2 separate regions of the Homo sapiens genome follow, and region 1 is linked to region 2. Evidence: chromatin loops called from intact Hi-C (ENCODE). Cell type or tissue: endothelial cell of umbilical vein. All regions are shown on one strand.

Region 1 (8,000 bases), 160 kb before region 2:
GTTTCACCATGTTGGCCAGGCTGGTCTCAAACTCCTGACCTTGTGATCCACCCGCCTCGGCCTCCCAAAGTGCTGGGATTACAGGCGTGAGCCAGTGCCGGGCCCACATGCTTTTTAAAAAGACATCTTTAAGGCCGGGCACAGTGGCTCACGCCTGTAATCTCAGTACTTTGGGAGGCCGAGGCGGGTGGATCACTTGAGGTCAGGAGTTCAAGACCAGCCTGACCAACATGGTGAAAACCCATGTCTACTAAAGTACAAAAATTAACCAGGCATGGTGGCACACACCTGTAATCCCAGCTACTCAGGAGGCCAAGGTACGAGAATCGCTTGAACCCCAGAGGCAGAGGCTGCAGTGAGCCAAGATCACGCTACTGCACTCCAGCCTGGGTGACAAAGTAAGACTCTGTCTCAAAAAAAAAAAAAAAAAGACATCTTCAAGATGACAATACTGGCTCTTTGTATCCCAGAGAATGTTGTGCCCAGTCCTTAATTTGAATCACCACTGATCCACTAGGTTGGCTCACAATGATGACATATTTTACCTTCCTCCAGAAGGTTAAAAAAAGGCATCATTTTCTTCTGGGCCAACAAGCATTAAGAGTACAGTCAATAGGCAAGTTACAGAGGCCCATGCCCGTAATCCCAGCACTTTGGGAGGCTGAGGCAGGAGGATTGCTTGAGGATAGATGTTCAAGACCAGCTTGGGCAACAGTGATAGCCCATCACTACAAAAAATATAAAAACTAGCCAGGCATGGTGGCATGTGCCTGTAGTCCCACTTACTTAGGAGGTCGAAGCAGGATTGCTTGAGCCCAGGAATTCAAGGTTACAGTGAGCTATGATCACAACACTGTACTCCTCCAGCCTGGGTGACAGAGCGAGATCCTGTCTCTAAAAACAAAAAAAGTCAACAATTTTAAAGGAAAGGGGAGAGGAGGAAGAGAAAGATGAAAGCTATGTTTTATTTTATTGAGATAGGAATGAACCCTCTCCCTCTACCTACAAAAAGCACTGCTTGCCTCACAGACCATCTGGACTATCACAGAGAAGTTCTTGCCCATCCCAAGTGAAGGCATCATACAAACACGGATGCACATGGCTAAAGATGCACATTCAGGTCAGGTGGGCAGGCTGTGGATGGAGGGGCAATGTGTGTCACAGCTTTTGCATTCTTTATTTTTTTAGAGATGGGGGTCTCACTATGTTGACCAGGCTACCCTTGAACTCCTGGGCTCAAGCGATCCTCCTGCCTCGGCCTCCTGAGTAGCTGGGATCACAGGCACCCGCTACCACAACCGGCCTGTCATAGCTTTTGTTAAATACTTAAGAACTAATAAACACCATAATCTAGATCTACCCTTCTACCTCCACCCCTGGCCAAATTTGGAAATTGAAGCATAAGAAGGTAAATAATTGGTTGAAAGCTATAGAATGACCCAGAATTGTAGAGATCTGCCTCAAGTCTCTGGAAATCTAACCCAAATCTCTAAGGTTATTCTTTAAAAAAACAAAACAAAAACAAAAAAACAAGATGTAAAGCCAATCCTAACAACATCTGGATTACACAATAGAGAGAGAACATTTAAATCTACATTAATGTATGGAAAATCTAAACGTGTTCAAATGCATTAAATAAGGAAGGTGAAGAATGGAGAAAATTCTCAGGCAACCTGTGATCACCGCTGGTTACAACATGGAGCTGGGAAGGGGAGTCAAATATTAGGGTCCTGGCCTAGCTTCCCTAGAGGAAAAGTACAAGTGATCCTGGAATAGTCCCATTTCTCAGTTCGTTGGGCTCCTTTCCTTGGGAGGCCCTGGTACCAGGGAAGCTTCCAGCATCCATCAGAACTGACGGGGAATACATTACCTTTTCACTGTCAAGGTGGACAACATCTTTGGCTCCAGGATCTTCCTCCCACAGTGGGGGCCCTTTTGGATCCTTCAAAAAGGCCACTATGGACTGAGGGAAAAAAAAGAGAAGAGAAAATGCATTTTAGCCCTGAAAAGAGGGAGGTGGGGGAATCAGGAACCTGTCCTCTTTCCCTGCCTGGAGACCTGGGCACACCAGCTGCTGAGCTCAGGACTGCATGTGGCATAAGCTTGGAGGGTGTGTTATTTCCGCTGTCCACTGACATCATGGATAAGTGCCCAAAAATGCACCTCCACCACTCCCATCGGGCTTTTTCAATCACAAGACACCTTGCTCACTCCAGCCAGGTAGTCCATGCCTACTATGCATCTTCAAGGACAAAAAAGAGAAAATTTGAGACAATGAGTTGGCTTATTCAAACCAGAGACATACTAGTGCTTCTACTAAATCTCATCTCCTCCAAGAAGTCTTTCTGACTAATGGAATAATGGTCTCAGTCTTGTCCAAAGGAGACATTTCCACATTCCTGCAGCCACTAAAACTGTCATCCCATAAGCAGATCATCATACCTACTTATGACCTGCTTGGTATTTCATGATCTAAACTGGTTTTGGAGTGGATTAAATCCTGATTATCCGCCTCTGTATATGAATGAGTGAGGTCCAGGCTGGGAAGCCCCCAGGGCAGGGTGGGCACCAATGTGGCCTCACCCTTGTTGCTATACTTCTCATGCTGGGGCCCCTCTTCTAGACTGCCTGGATTGAAGATCTGACCAAGTTCTTACAGATAAAGGGCTTCGCTGGCCTTTGTTATGTGTACAATGACTCAAATCTCCACTCCCTGTGGGGAAGATGCACAGGGGCAGGGAAGAGTGGCACTGTCCTTCCACCCTCCTCTGTATCCTCTGCCACTCTCACTGGTCCAGGGCAGAAGCAGCATTCCCTTTCCCTTCAGTCACTCAGAGACGGTGCTCAAAGTCTGAGAGCCAGGATCAGGAACCAGACCCCAGCCAGATTCTGTTACTTCTGTCAACTTTGACCACGCTCCAGCGAGCAGATGCTGAACTGAGAGTGTATGTGTGTGTGTGTGTGTGTGTGTGCGTGTGTGTGGCCTGAGATGAGAAAGGGAAGTGCCCTTCTATAATAGTAAGGGTGTGCATTCAGCCCATCCACTGGTCACACACGGAGAGGACCTTATTATTTCTGGAAACTCTATTTGGAAAGAACTACTACGGGAGAATGGGAGACAGCCAAGACTTCATAGGATTTCATTCAGGTAGTGCTTCCTGCCTGTCCAAGTGGAGCTGTGAAACGCCTCCTGGCAAAAGAACAGCCATTTCTGCCACAGCAAAAGGCGGATCCACCCTTTCTCAGTCCCTTGTCAAGGCTTTGCCATGACAACATAAGGAACTATGGAATTGGCAGGGTCTTCCCGACACCCACACTCACCCACAGCTGCAGAGGCACCTGTCCACCAGGCCATGTGAGAAAGATGCTGGTAGGCACCCACCTGCCTGGGGTTCCAGAAATACCTGGTGCAGGGGTTCTTAATCTAGGGTGCACAAGGGACTTCAGGAGTCGGTGAAGCCCCAGACTCATGTGAAAACATTGACTTTGATTTGTATGCACACACGCTTTCAGGGAGAAGGTCTGGAGTTCAGTAGGTGCTCAGTGGGATCAGGACTCCAGAACAAGTTAGGAACTGCTTGCTCTGGGGGGTGTCCTGGCCCCACGCCCAGCCCTCCTCCCCCTTCTCCACCTCAGCATCAAGAAAAAAAGATAGCAGTGGATGGAAAAAGGAGATAAATGGCCTTTTAACGTAACAACTGACATGTTCGTACACACAACCTTGTTTTTCAGGTGAGGATTATTCTCACTTAACTGAAGCTGAATAACCCCACCCATAGGTTCTCTCCAAGTTGATCTAACTGGACAAGACCTCAGGGCAAAAGTCTGCAGGGAGCAGCACCTGGAAGCCCACCCTCAACTGTCCTATTCTGGGTGCTCTGAGTCCCAGGCACTGTCTGACACCACATCTGGCCTTCATAGCTGTAATCCTGGCTCACAGCTACTGGGCCCTGAGGTCATCAGTGAGTCATCTGAATCCAGACTGCCAGGCACCTCTGGCCCTTACCACTTCTATAGTAAGGATTTGGGGAGTATGTGCTAACAAGGAAAGGGCAGCTTAAAGGGGACATTCCCCACTTCGAGTTTCCTATTCTTTGCCAGTGGGGAGATAAGTTCTCACTTAACTGGCCTATGACCTCTCTAGGTGCCGTGGCACAGCGTCTGTGACCAGGCTTCTGCCCAACCATGCGGGTTGACAAAAACCACAGCCAGAACATGGGCCTGCAGGTGATGGGCCCCTCCTGTCGGGGGGTCCTCCATCTCTCTGGAGTCAGGGTCCCAGGAGAAACCCTGAATGGAAAGTTAATTAGTGACTGAGGTGGGCTCTGATCTCAGCTGTCTCAAGCTGAAAAAGCAGAAGCCATCAGCAGTCAGGGAACTGTCCTGTCCCCTTCCCTCTGCCCTGAAGAACTCCAGGGATTCTGCCCCAGTCCTGCTTGGGGATGCTGGGACTAAGAGTGCCCTCTCTCCAACTGAAACTGAAGACTCTGGCCCCGTACGATGCTCAGCCACTTCTTCACCTTGTTGATGCCTAAATCACGGGAAGGTCAAGAGAACGCTGACCTCACACGTCTGGTCTTTGTAAGAAGTGGGGCGAAGCCAGGATTCTGCCTCTCCCACCCAGACACCCAGTGGCATGCTGGGGCCACCTGGGCTCCTTGCTTCTTCTCTGCTACCACAATTATGAGGAGCCGCTCAGAACTCCCTGCTCCATAAGCCCAAGACAGATTCCTCAGAGGTCCCGGTTAAACATAAAATATACACAGCCTTCAATAACAAAACAAAACTCCAGCCCTCTTTCCATCATTGCATAAGCACTTCCCCCATCCCACCCAACTAAATCTTGTTCCTGGGGAACATGTGTTCTCTCCAAGAACTTCGGTTGACGTCTTAACATAGAATAAGAAGGGCTGAGCAACTCTAGTTGGAAGAACTTTCTAAGTGTCTAAGTAGGTGTTAAGGTGATGAGTAATCAGGCTGAGTCCCTATATAAGGTGAACGCTGTAGCAATTTAAAAAAAGAATGAGTGTTAGTGGATAAGCAAGAATGACCTGGAGAGATGGTGGGGAGAGACAGAGGGAGAAGGAAGGGCAGAGGGAGAGGGACACTGACAGCTGCACAGACAGATGGACAGATAGGAAAAATGGAAGAGACACAGATGGAGAAAGAGGGACAGATGAAGAGACAGGAGCACAGGGTCCAACCCCGTGTGGGAAACAGGAGGGTTAGGAAGTGAGTTCAAACACGTCAGGACCAGGAGAAATGTATGGCTTCAGCCAGCGCAGGACCAGAAAACAGAAGACAGGCTGGAGGAAGGGAATCCTGACCCTGAAGGAGGAGAGTTGCAGTTCAGGAGGACTAAGGGCTGGGGCAGCCGCTTTGTGATTACAAAGCATGTATAGATTACAGGATCTCATATTTCTTTCCATTTATGCTTTTCCATCTACTTCTAAATTGGATTGATAGCAGGGAACTCCTCAATGATACCCATATCTCATCTGGAACAAGCTGCATCAGCCCAAAGGTGTCAACCTGCCCATGTGCAATACCCTGTGCTAACCTGGGCATCCAGCCTGAGGGTGGCCACTACCACAGAGATGAGGGGAGGACTTTGAAGCTACAACGAAATGAGGCCCAGGCCTTTGGCAAAGAGAGAGGTGACATCACCTGCCTTACTGGACAACTGCTGATACATTCACAAACCTATTTCCAAAGCTGGGTCAATCTGTTGTGTTAAGAGCTACAAACTTTTCCACATATTCTGCTGACATATGCTCTAGAGATAAGAATCTCTCAGGTCATTTAGAAGAGCTATTTGTGCAATCTGCCCTTTCTTTTCTCAGAGAGAAAACCTGCCAGACTTTGGGCGTCCATTTAGACTCCACCATTGCTGAGAACAAGGGAGGTAAATTTACCTTAAATGTCACAGCTCGGTTATATTCAGTATGAAATGCACCATCCCTGTCAAATGAGGAGAAAAATGTGTTAACTTTAAGAATGGTTGTGAAGATACATACCTTTGGTTTCCTGCAGCATCTTAATAAGATTCAGCTTTTGAACGGAGTTCAGGATTTTTTTTTAAAAGAAATAATTGTAAACACAGGAAGAAAACCATTCTGAAATAAAATTAATCTAACTAAAAATTGCTGTTCGCTGAAAATACCAATGAAAGCATTTGGCACTTACTTGGAAATTGGAAATGCCCATGTGTACTTACTGGTAATGGAATAATTCAACCTTTTTGTCCTTCGGGCTCAGGTCAACTTTCATCTTCTTGCACAATTTTCTACTCTCTGCATCACTGGAAGACACAAATGTTGGGAACCATTTATTACCTGAAGTCCTCACAAAGGTGTTGACAGCAAAATCTGCTGGTGTCCTAAGAAATAAGTCAGGTAACTTGGAATTCTCAATAGCAGATGAAGGCCTTACTATAGATGGGCTGTGAGAGCTAGAGGGTGGAGACTAACTAGCAGGCTAGGGGCTGATCAAGAAAGACAGAGGCTGGGCGTGGGGGCTCACGCCTATAATCCCAGCACTTTGGGAGGCCAAGGCAGGCAGATCACCTGAGGTCAGGAGTTCGAGACCAGCCTGGCCAACATGGTGAAACCCCGTCTCTACTAAAAATACAAAAATTAGCCAGGTGTGGTGGTACGTGCCTGTAATCCCAGCTACTCAGGAGGCTGAGGCAGGAGAATCGCTTGAACCCAGGAGGCAGAGGTTGCAGTGAGCCAAGATCATGCCACTGCACTCCAGCCTGAGCAACAGAAAGAGACTCCATCTCAAAAAAAAAAAAAAAAAAAAAGCAAGAAAGAAAGGAAAGGAAGGGGAAAAGCAGACAGGAGCATGTGTGTCACAACTTGTGGGTGGCAACACAGACAGGTCCAGACAAAGGAGGTGACCCAGAAGCTTAGTGGGTGGACAGCCCATGGTAACAAGAAAATAAACTCCAATCCTGGCCGTTCTTTAGAATTATCAGGCAAGTTTTTAAAAAGATGGATGCCCTGGCCTTCCCCTGATTATCAATTTGGAATCTCTGTTGGGGGTGGACAAGCAAGATTTTTGTTTTTGGAGCTCTGACATAGGCTATCTGCTATATACTACGTGACCAAGGTAAGAGGAAAACATGCTACCATGTTGAAGAAGTTATGAAATCTGGCCAGGTATTGACAAAAGACAAAAGGAGAAAGGGCCAGGCTGTGGTTAAAGGAGCCCCTCCCTTGGCATCTGGGATATTACACTCTCTTCCAATAAGAAATGCCTGTGAGGTGCCATTCCCTGTTTACAAAGCACTCACGCACAACCTCATCTCATCTTGGTGCCCTGCCTGTTAGAACAATGGATTTCAATGTGTGGTCCCTGAATCAGTGGCACCAGCATCATCCAGGAACCTGTTGGAAATGCAAATTATCAGCCCCATCCCAGACCTACTAAATTAGAAACCCTGGGGATACCTGAGCAATTGGGTTTGAACAACCTTCTAGGTGATTCTGATGTGTGCTCAAGTTTGGAAACCACTCATTGCATTAGACTAGCTCCTTCACTGGCTCATGTTCTTCTCCCCTACCTCCATAAGGTTTGGCTCCCCTGTGCCCTAAACCAGTCCCTTAGAGACCTGACCTGTTCTCAACAGCTTCCCCATCCTGCCTGCACTCAGCCAGTCAGAGAGCTCTTGTTACCTGGGGGCCATCTCCCCAGCCCTGAAAGGACTCAGTAAGGGCATCTCGGCTACCCAATGCCCACTGGTCACCACTGACTACACAACTGGAGTCATCTTTTGGGGAACTTTGTTGGGACAGGTACGACAGCCACCTGAGGCAAGGCGCTGTATCCCCCAGTTGCTTACATGCCTCACCTCCACCAACAGCCATCAGCTTCACACAGCTGTGCACCAGCCCAGAACAGATGGACTAATTAAACCACTCAGCTCAATTCTAAAAGCAACACTCATCAGTGGACATGTAAAAAACGAAGGACCTCATTTTAAGTGTAAAGATGCA
Region 2 (8,000 bases):
GGGTCATGGTTGTGTTACAGTCACATTAGTACTTCTTGAACCACCACCTACTTGGCAGCTCACACTGGGATCTGCAGATGTAGTCTCAGGGGTTCCTAGGTTCTTAAGTTTGAGGGACACTGGCAGGTTTCCTCCTCATAGTAACCCTGTTGGGGAGGCAGTGCCAGGAGATCGTCACTGCCTTTTACAGATGGGAAGGCCTAGGCATGGTGGGCCAGAGAGGCTTGTCAGAGCCAGTCCTCAGTTCTGGGCTCCTGATTCCACGTGCAGTGCTCTGTCCACTGCCCACTGCAGAGCGATCCGTTGCTCTATGCTCTGGTGGCCCATACAGGAGGACATGCGGAGCCCCATCCTGCAGGAGTGGGTGGGGTAAGATGGAACCCAGCTGGAAAAATCAACCAATGAGGCCTAGGATTTGAGAGGTGGGAGAGGCAGTATGAATGAGAGTCTGGGGGTGTTGTGGAAGGGTGGGATTCCCAGCTGTGGGTTGGCTCCTCTCAGGGAGGAAGGTTTCCAGCTGTCTTCTCGGCGCTGTCTTGTTTGAGCTGGGATCCAAGGCTTTGAAGGCTTAAGTGGATTAAAGTAAATTAACAATGTCCTAAGCCTGCAAAACTCGTGCACACCCTCAGACTTCTGATGGCTCCTGGAGTGCTGGTGGCTGTCACTGAAGAGGACAGAGGGGGACAGAAGGAGTGGATTCTTAGGGCTAGCCTCCTCACACTGGGGCCTCTGTGGCAGCTCCTAATGAAACATTTCCTCCCAGGGGCTTTGTTGGGGGCAATATTGGCTTGGCTGAGTCTGGGGGCAGGGACATGGAAGGAGAGCTGGGGAATCCCTGTCTCCCGACCAATCAGGTCTCCATCTGTGCAAATTGGGTTGGGGGAGGAAGTCAGAGAGGTGGGAGATGTCTTCTGTGTGTGCCTGGGTTCCTTGAGACCATTTTTGACCCTCAGGTATGCATTGAATGAATCTGACTTCTCGCCCCATCCTCCTACAGAATGAAGGAATGCCCCTCTCCCCTTCCCCATTCTGACAGCTTTGAGTTTTCCTATCCGTTTGCTGAATTTTTATTGGGCCCTGCTTTGTGCCAGGCACAGAAGGGGATGCTGTGGGGCCTCAGAGGTGAACAAGAGTTTCCTCTGCGTACCTAATGATCTCGTATTGTTGGTTAAAAGTCACTGCCTTTGGTCCCTCAGCCCAGCTGGTACTGGTTCTGGTCCTGGACCAGGACTGGTTCTCTTGTGTTCCCACATCCCTTAGCACAGCTGAGCACACAGTAGGGACTCAATTCATGCTGGGCAAAGGACTGTGCTCTGGGGATGCTGTGTTCAGGAGAAGTTGCCCTAATCAAGGACAGCACCAACCCCAGCCTCCAAGCCCCCTAGGATGTTACACTTCCTTTCTGACCAATCTGTAGGCTGCCAGCCTTGTAACTGTGAGTTTCCCTCTCCCCTGACACCTGACTGAGCTGTGAATAACCCCTAAATACCCTAGAGGAGCTGCCAGTCACAGAATCTGACTGCTGTTTTTCTGTTTTGTAAGGCTAAATTTTCCCCTGTGGGTTTCTCTTAAGGGGGGCCAAGCTGTGTTTCTCTTCAGCCTGCATATTCTCTCATTTGCCAGTGTTACCTTTCCAGGCAGCAGGAGAAGCCAGCCTGGACTTAACAAATGACGGTGGTTAATCCACAAGGTGGGTAATTGAATTGACTATAATTAAAATCACAGGCGTGTCATGGAGAATGTCTTTTTCTCTTAAAGTCACCGTCCAAAGCCTTTGCCGCACACAGAGCTCGGAACGTGCTTGGTGTTTTAAAGACAGCCTTCCCTCTGGTCCCCTTGGCCTGTTTAATACGAGCAGGCTGGTTCCCTTCCCAAGGCCCCCCTAGGATCCCCGTGCTATGCCCGGCTCCTTCTCTCCCCACTTCCCCCATCCCCCTTGCCCATGTGGGTGAGGGCTACTGGGAGAGGGACGGAAACTGGAAGAGGCCACCACCCTCCATGCCCCCACCCCCACCTCCCCATTTTTATCCCATCTTGTACCCTGTTTCCTCTTCTTTTCCCCTCCTCCCCAAGAAAGGGCCTAAGTGAAGACTGAGCTGGGAAGTCCCCAGATGGAGTATCTACTGCAGACCCGTCATGCCACCTCCTCCCTCATTTAGCTGCCTACATCTGGAATGCCCTTGTTGAAAGGGAAGGAGGAAATTAAGGTGCTTGCTGCTGTTAGGGAGCACCCAGTCTCATAGGGACAGGGAAGACCCTGCCCTACACACACAGAAAATATTTGACCACATTCAGAGTGGTCAAATACACCATAACATACAATGTGAATGGAATGGAAAAATAGAGAGAATGTGGAGCAAAATAAGATCAGGGTGGAGAGGTTGTAATCCAGGAACGCTTCCTGGAGGAGGAGGATCCTTGGTTTCATTTCTAAGGTAATGTAATATTTATCCAGGATTTCTGAGAGGTCAGCTAAAAACCTAACCCACCAGACTCCAGATCCACTTCTTATCCTATATTGCCCAAAAGCCATCGTGACTACATGACAATTCTTGCCAACCTATAGTCACCAACCTATAATCACCTGCTGGGGGCAAAGGCAGGCCCAAGGGGTTTGCTTCATTTTGCTGCAGAATTTCTTTCTTCTTCTTTTTTTAATCATGCCTATCACAGTTTTCTGAAAAACATCCAACTCACAAAACCTCCAGTTCTCCAGGGAGCGATTAAATGTTTGCCTGTCGTGCAGAAATGAAGGGCTGCTTTTACTCTGTAGTGGAGGGATAATGAGCAATGATTTATTTCCTTTGGATTACACACACACAGACTCTCTCTCTCTCTCTGCCTCTCTCTCTATCTCTCTCTCTCTCCTGGCCCTTCTGTGAGTCAGTTGCTAAGGCACTGTGGGGAGAAAGCACAGTGCCTCCCATTACCCTGAATCTTTACCAACAGCGGCATGAAAGTTCCTCTGCTCCATGGCTCTCTCCTTACTGCTGCCAATTCCCACCCATCCATGGGTCATGCATAGGCTGAGGGAGAGCTATCAGGAGGCTGTGAATCAAGAAGGGAGAAGTGTGTCTCCAGCAGGAGGGAAACCGGGCGAGTCAGCTGGCACTTTCTAAGCAGGCCCTCCCAGACCACTCCCCATCCGCCCAGAGGCCGTGAGGTCTCCTCTCTGCCCACCCAGTCCCTTTGAAAGGCCTTGATTGGGAACAACCTTCCTTGGAGGCAGGGTGGACACTGACCGCCCAATCTCTGCACCTCCCACCTCTGCAGAATCTTGTCTGAAAATCCAATTCCCCTCATACAAGAAGGAATTGAGGATTATTCATATATTCGTTCAAACACTGCTAGGTGCTGGACTGAGCCTGGAGATCTAGGAAGCAAAGTCTTTCTTGGCCCCCAGGGCAAACTACCAGGCTAGACACACAGTGTGGCAGTAAAGTAGAAGACTATGGGAGCCCTTTAGCCTGGCTTGAAGCAGTCAGAGAAGGCTTCTTGGAGGAGGTAGGGATGGGGGTGAACAGGAATTGTTCCATCAAGGGAGAACAGAAGCACAAAGGTTTGCAGGCTCTTGTGGGATGGATTTGGGGAAGTGTGAAGTGTTTTAGTGTGGCTGGGGTGGAGAGTTTAGGGAATGTAAAAGGTGAAGCATCATTCTTTCAGGGGATCAGTAAATAATCACTGTGCCAGGCACTGGACTTGGGAGGACAGTGGACCAGAACCCAAGGGCCTTCGCAGGAGTTGGACTTTTCCTGGGGGTAGTTGGGAGCTATGGATGGGTTCTGGGCTGGAGAGTGACATGACCACATTTGCATTTGAGAACAAGCGTTCAGGTTGCTTTGTGGGAAAAGGACTCGAGGGGCAGGCCTGGAAGCCAGGCTGGTTAGGAGGCTGTTGGCACTGCTCCAGACAAGAGCTGGTGGTGGCTTGGATGTAGGTGGGATACAGTGGGAAAAAAGTGGATGGATTTCAGAGGCAGTGTAGAGGTAGAACAGGCAGGATTTACCAGTGTGTACTTATGTGGCTAGTGAAGGTCTGGGGGAAGTCAAGGGCGAGTATAAGTATCCCTTCATGCCTCTGTGGGGAGGGTAGTGCCCTCCTCTGAGCTAAGGAGTGTGGCAGAAGAATGACTACAACACCCACTCCCAAGTCCCTAGGGGCACACAGAGGTGGGCAGGTGGCACCAGGTCTCCCGGGTGCCACCGCCCCACTTCCCCCTGACTTTCACCCTTCTGTTCTGTGGTCTGCTGCGATGCAGCTGGGAGCCTCTGGCCCAACAGTAACCACAGGGTTGCCTCTCCCTCCACCAGACCTGCAGCCGTGGGTCTCTAACTTCACCTACCCTGGAGCCCGGGATTTCTCCCAGCTGGCTTTGGACCCCTCCGGGAACCAGCTCATCGTGGGAGCCAGGTAACAAGGGGCAGAAGGGTCGGGGTGGGAAGTGCAGGGGCTTGGAGCTGGGTAGAGGGAATATTATTCAGGATGAACTCACCTGGGCAGCCCCGCGTGCTGGGCCCCATCCTCTCTGCTGGGCCCTCTCCTTGTGGATGTCTGTCCCCCCACAGGAGGAAGCGTGTTTCGGCTGGGTGGGGGTGGGGGTGACTCTTGACCTCGCAATCTCAGCCAGCTGCAGGCCCCTGTGGTTGGCAGTTAGTGAGAGCAGGGACGCCTGCTGGCCACCTCCTGCCCGGTCCCTGCCTGGTCCCTGCCCGGCTGTCAGAATGGTTTTCTGGGCCAATTCCCCGGGAGTTCCATGCAGAGAAGGTGCCCAGGGGCCCCCTGCCGGCCAGCCGGCGGCCTGCACCTGGGACGGCTGGGTAGGGGTAGAACCTTTCCCGAAGGACCTCACCTACCTTTGGCCTGACCTCTTAGTCCACTGTTCAGATCCAATATCAACAGACAGTACTCTCTGGGGGAACCTGTGGAGACTTTCTGGGTGGACTAGGAGGAGCTCATTCCTCATGAAACCACAGAACATTGGCTCTGGTAGGGAGGGGGCTTAGAGAGGGCCGACCCCAGTAGCTCTCATGGTGCAGTCTCTGGCCCAGCAGCACCCGAGAATGTGTTGGAAATGCAGATTCTTGGGTCCTTCTCAGACCTCTTGAGTCAGAAACTCTGGGAAGAGGCAACCTGTGTTTTAGCAACCCTTCCAGGTGGCCTGACCACACTCAAGTTTGAGAATCTCTGGTGTCATCCAACCGTCCTTATTTTAAACAGGCGGTAGCAGAGGCACTGAGAGGGGAAGGTGACCTTCCCAGCATCACATAGCATGATGACAACAGGGTGTGGGGACTACAGCCAGGTCTCCTTAACCCAGGCCTAGAGTTTCTCTGCAGGTCTGTCTGTGTTATCGCCTGGGACTGCACTACTTTTCAGCTCTGCAGCCCAGAGGTTCTGACTCAGTGGGTGTGGGGTTGGGGAGAGGATGGCCACTGGGTTGGGCACTTCCGGGCCATGCTGTAGCTGACCATCCTTGCCCTGGAGCTTTCTTTAGTGTCTCCACCCCTTCATTTGCTGTATGAAAATGAGGCAAGTCAAGAACACAGCTCTGGATTAGGTGTGGATGAGCTGGGTTCCTGTCCTGGGGGATCTTGACCTTGGAGCCTCAGTTTCCTCATCTGTAAAGTCTGGGTTACAGTCTCTGTGCCACCAGTCTCACAGGGCTGCTGTGAAGCTGGGCCTGAAAGCATTTTTCTTTTAATTTTTTAATTTTTAAATTAACTATTTTGTCTTATGGTAGGACATTCAAAAGGTACAAAGGAGTATATGGTGAAAAGCAGGGCCACCCCCTCAAACAAGCAGGACCCCTGACTGAAGGTTCACCTAGTGGTGAGGTTCCTGACTGTGCCCCCAGAGGGAGTCTGTCCATATGCAACTATACAGGAGGATGGACTTTATTTTCCCAGCAAAGAGAGTAATTGTTTTACTCTCTATTTTGAGATGACTGTCGATTTACACACAGTTGTAAGAAATAATAGAGATCCCATATACCCTTCACCCAGTTTCCCCCAAGGCTAACATCTTGCATAACTGTAGGACAACATTAAAATCAGGAAACTGGCCTTGATGTGATCCTTCAACCTAATTCTGATTTCACTAGTTTTACATGTGTACTTCAACAAACCCAAATGGTAGCATCCGAAGACTCTACTCTGAACCTTGTGAAAGCATTTCAAAAGCTGCCATTTATTCCGCACCGGCCATGTGCCAGGCACTATTTTATATGTCATATATGTAGTAAGTCAGTTACTGCATGTAGTAAAGGTAGTAAATCACACATGTATTTAATCTAATACATGTAGTAAATCATGCCTGCAGTAAATCATTGAATCTTCACAAGTGGGTGAACCCAGGAAGTGGGTTCTATGTACCCCCATTTTATGGACCAGGAAACTGAAGCTCAGAGAGGTTATGTTACCCTGTGACTGTGGTCACACTGTTCTTCCTCATCCGCTCTGCGGCTTCCCCAGAAGGTGGTTATGTTTTCTGTCTGGAGGCTTCCCACACAAAGATGGAGGGACACTTTTTCCTGCATCCTTGAGCCTGGCTATGCCCTCAGATGGACAGGGAAACTCAATTCTAGACCTGGTCCCTTAGGCTTCTTAGAGCCAATGTAGTGGGTCTTTGGCCACTTTCTTTTCCTGTCTCCAGCTCATTTTCCTTCCTCCTTTTCTTCTGCCTGACATTGTCTTCCCTTCTTCTTGACCCCTGGATCTCTGGAATTCAGGCTAGGGAAATTTTTTATTCATTTATAACCCTCCCTTGTTCCGAAAGGGATTTAGGGTGGGTCAGGCTACAGAGATTTCTCTCTGTTCTCATATTCCAGCTCCCAGGAGAGTTGACTGCGATGTTGTGATGAATGATTTTTGATGGGATAAAAATGAATAAAGTGATGCAATGTTTCCCCTAATTTGTTAAAGCTGTGAGCAGATGCCTGTGTTACCTAAGCAGGCAGCTGGGGCACAGCCATAAGCTGGAGCTTATCTGTTCCCAGGCCAGGAGGGTGGGATAGGGAGAGCTCTGCTAAGGACTTGGGGAGGGGGTTGGAGAAGGACAGCAGAGGCCTGGAGCCAAGGTCACCTGGGAGGCCCGCCCAGCCCCAGGACAGCAAAGAAGATGAGTGGGGCCTGGGCCTGGAGCCAGAGCTGGGAAGAGAAGCCTCCTGGCCTGCGGCATCTCCTTCCGGCTCTGGATTCCTTCAGCAGGGGCCCTCTTTCTCTTCCGGTCCCACTCCACAGCCTTTCCCCTCATTTCCCTCCTCAGCTGAGGTAGGCCAGAACTTTCTAAAATCTTTGTTCCTAAAAAGTTTAGGAACCAAAATAGGAATAGCCCAAAGAAGACAGAAGAACCAAAGAAAGAAAATTGGTGGGGGAAATCAAGACTTTGCATCTGTTCAGCATGAACAGAGCCTTTAAATGTGCATCACACCATTCCTCTGTCTCCACAGTCCTGTGAAATAAGAAAGATAGCCATTCACTTCCCCATTGTACAGATGCAGGCACTGAGACTCTCAGAAGGTGGCAGGTGGCTGAGCTGGAATTCTCCCTGTCTGTGCATGGTGGCCTTCTGACTCCAGCATCCATGCAAACAAATTTCAGCAGCAGCTGACACTTATGATACTCAATAAGTGTCTGATATCATTATTACTACTAGTAGTATCCTCTTTGTTACTGAAGGTGAAAACTGTTTGAGGTTGATAAGTCTGGAAGCCCTGTGCAGGCTGGACTGTGGGGAGAGGGATGGTGAGGTGGTGGATGGGGTCGTTTGGGTTAGAGGAGAGAGGGTGGTCCAGAAAGGTGGCCACAGAAAGGTCAGACCTGGAGTCACTGACTGCTGGAGAGACTGCAGGAGATGAACAAACAAATCGGACTCAGGACCCCGGGATGTGGAGCCAGGAGAGATGGCTGGCCTGTGTGAGAAGGGGTGAGTCAGGGTGGAGGGCCAGAGTAGGAGGAAGCTGGCTGTCTGCATCTCTGTAAGAGTGCTGTGAGGCTTTACAT

Evidence for each region. Peaks named below come from ENCODE experiments on the same cell type or tissue, not always from the same donor. Only the 100,000 strongest peaks of a DNase experiment are listed, where the experiment ranks them.
Region 1: a loop joins it to region 2, with 2.8 times the contacts of the local background. A loop is called at or near these places in 2 of 110 quality-filtered maps.

The regions. Positions count from the first base shown.
Region 1 is chr3:123,100,712-123,108,711 of GRCh38, reverse strand. PDIA5 (protein disulfide isomerase family A member 5) reads right to left here. Exons shown (of 17, transcript NM_006810.4): 4 at 6,218-6,301; 5 at 5,916-5,961; 6 at 1,871-1,963. Among named protein-coding and RNA genes, the nearest start is that of PDIA5, 38 kb to the right of the region's middle. In endothelial cell of umbilical vein, no CTCF peak of the experiment used is centred here; no DNase peak of the experiment used is centred here; H3K27ac peaks cover 490 bases.
Region 2 is chr3:122,939,846-122,947,845 of GRCh38, reverse strand. SEMA5B (semaphorin 5B) reads left to right here. Exons shown (of 23, transcript NM_001031702.4): 4 at 4,311-4,410. Among named protein-coding and RNA genes, the nearest start is that of LINC02035, 57 kb to the right of the region's middle. In endothelial cell of umbilical vein, CTCF peaks have their summits at 4,775 (motif pointing left) and 5,856; no DNase peak of the experiment used is centred here; H3K27me3 peaks cover 388 bases.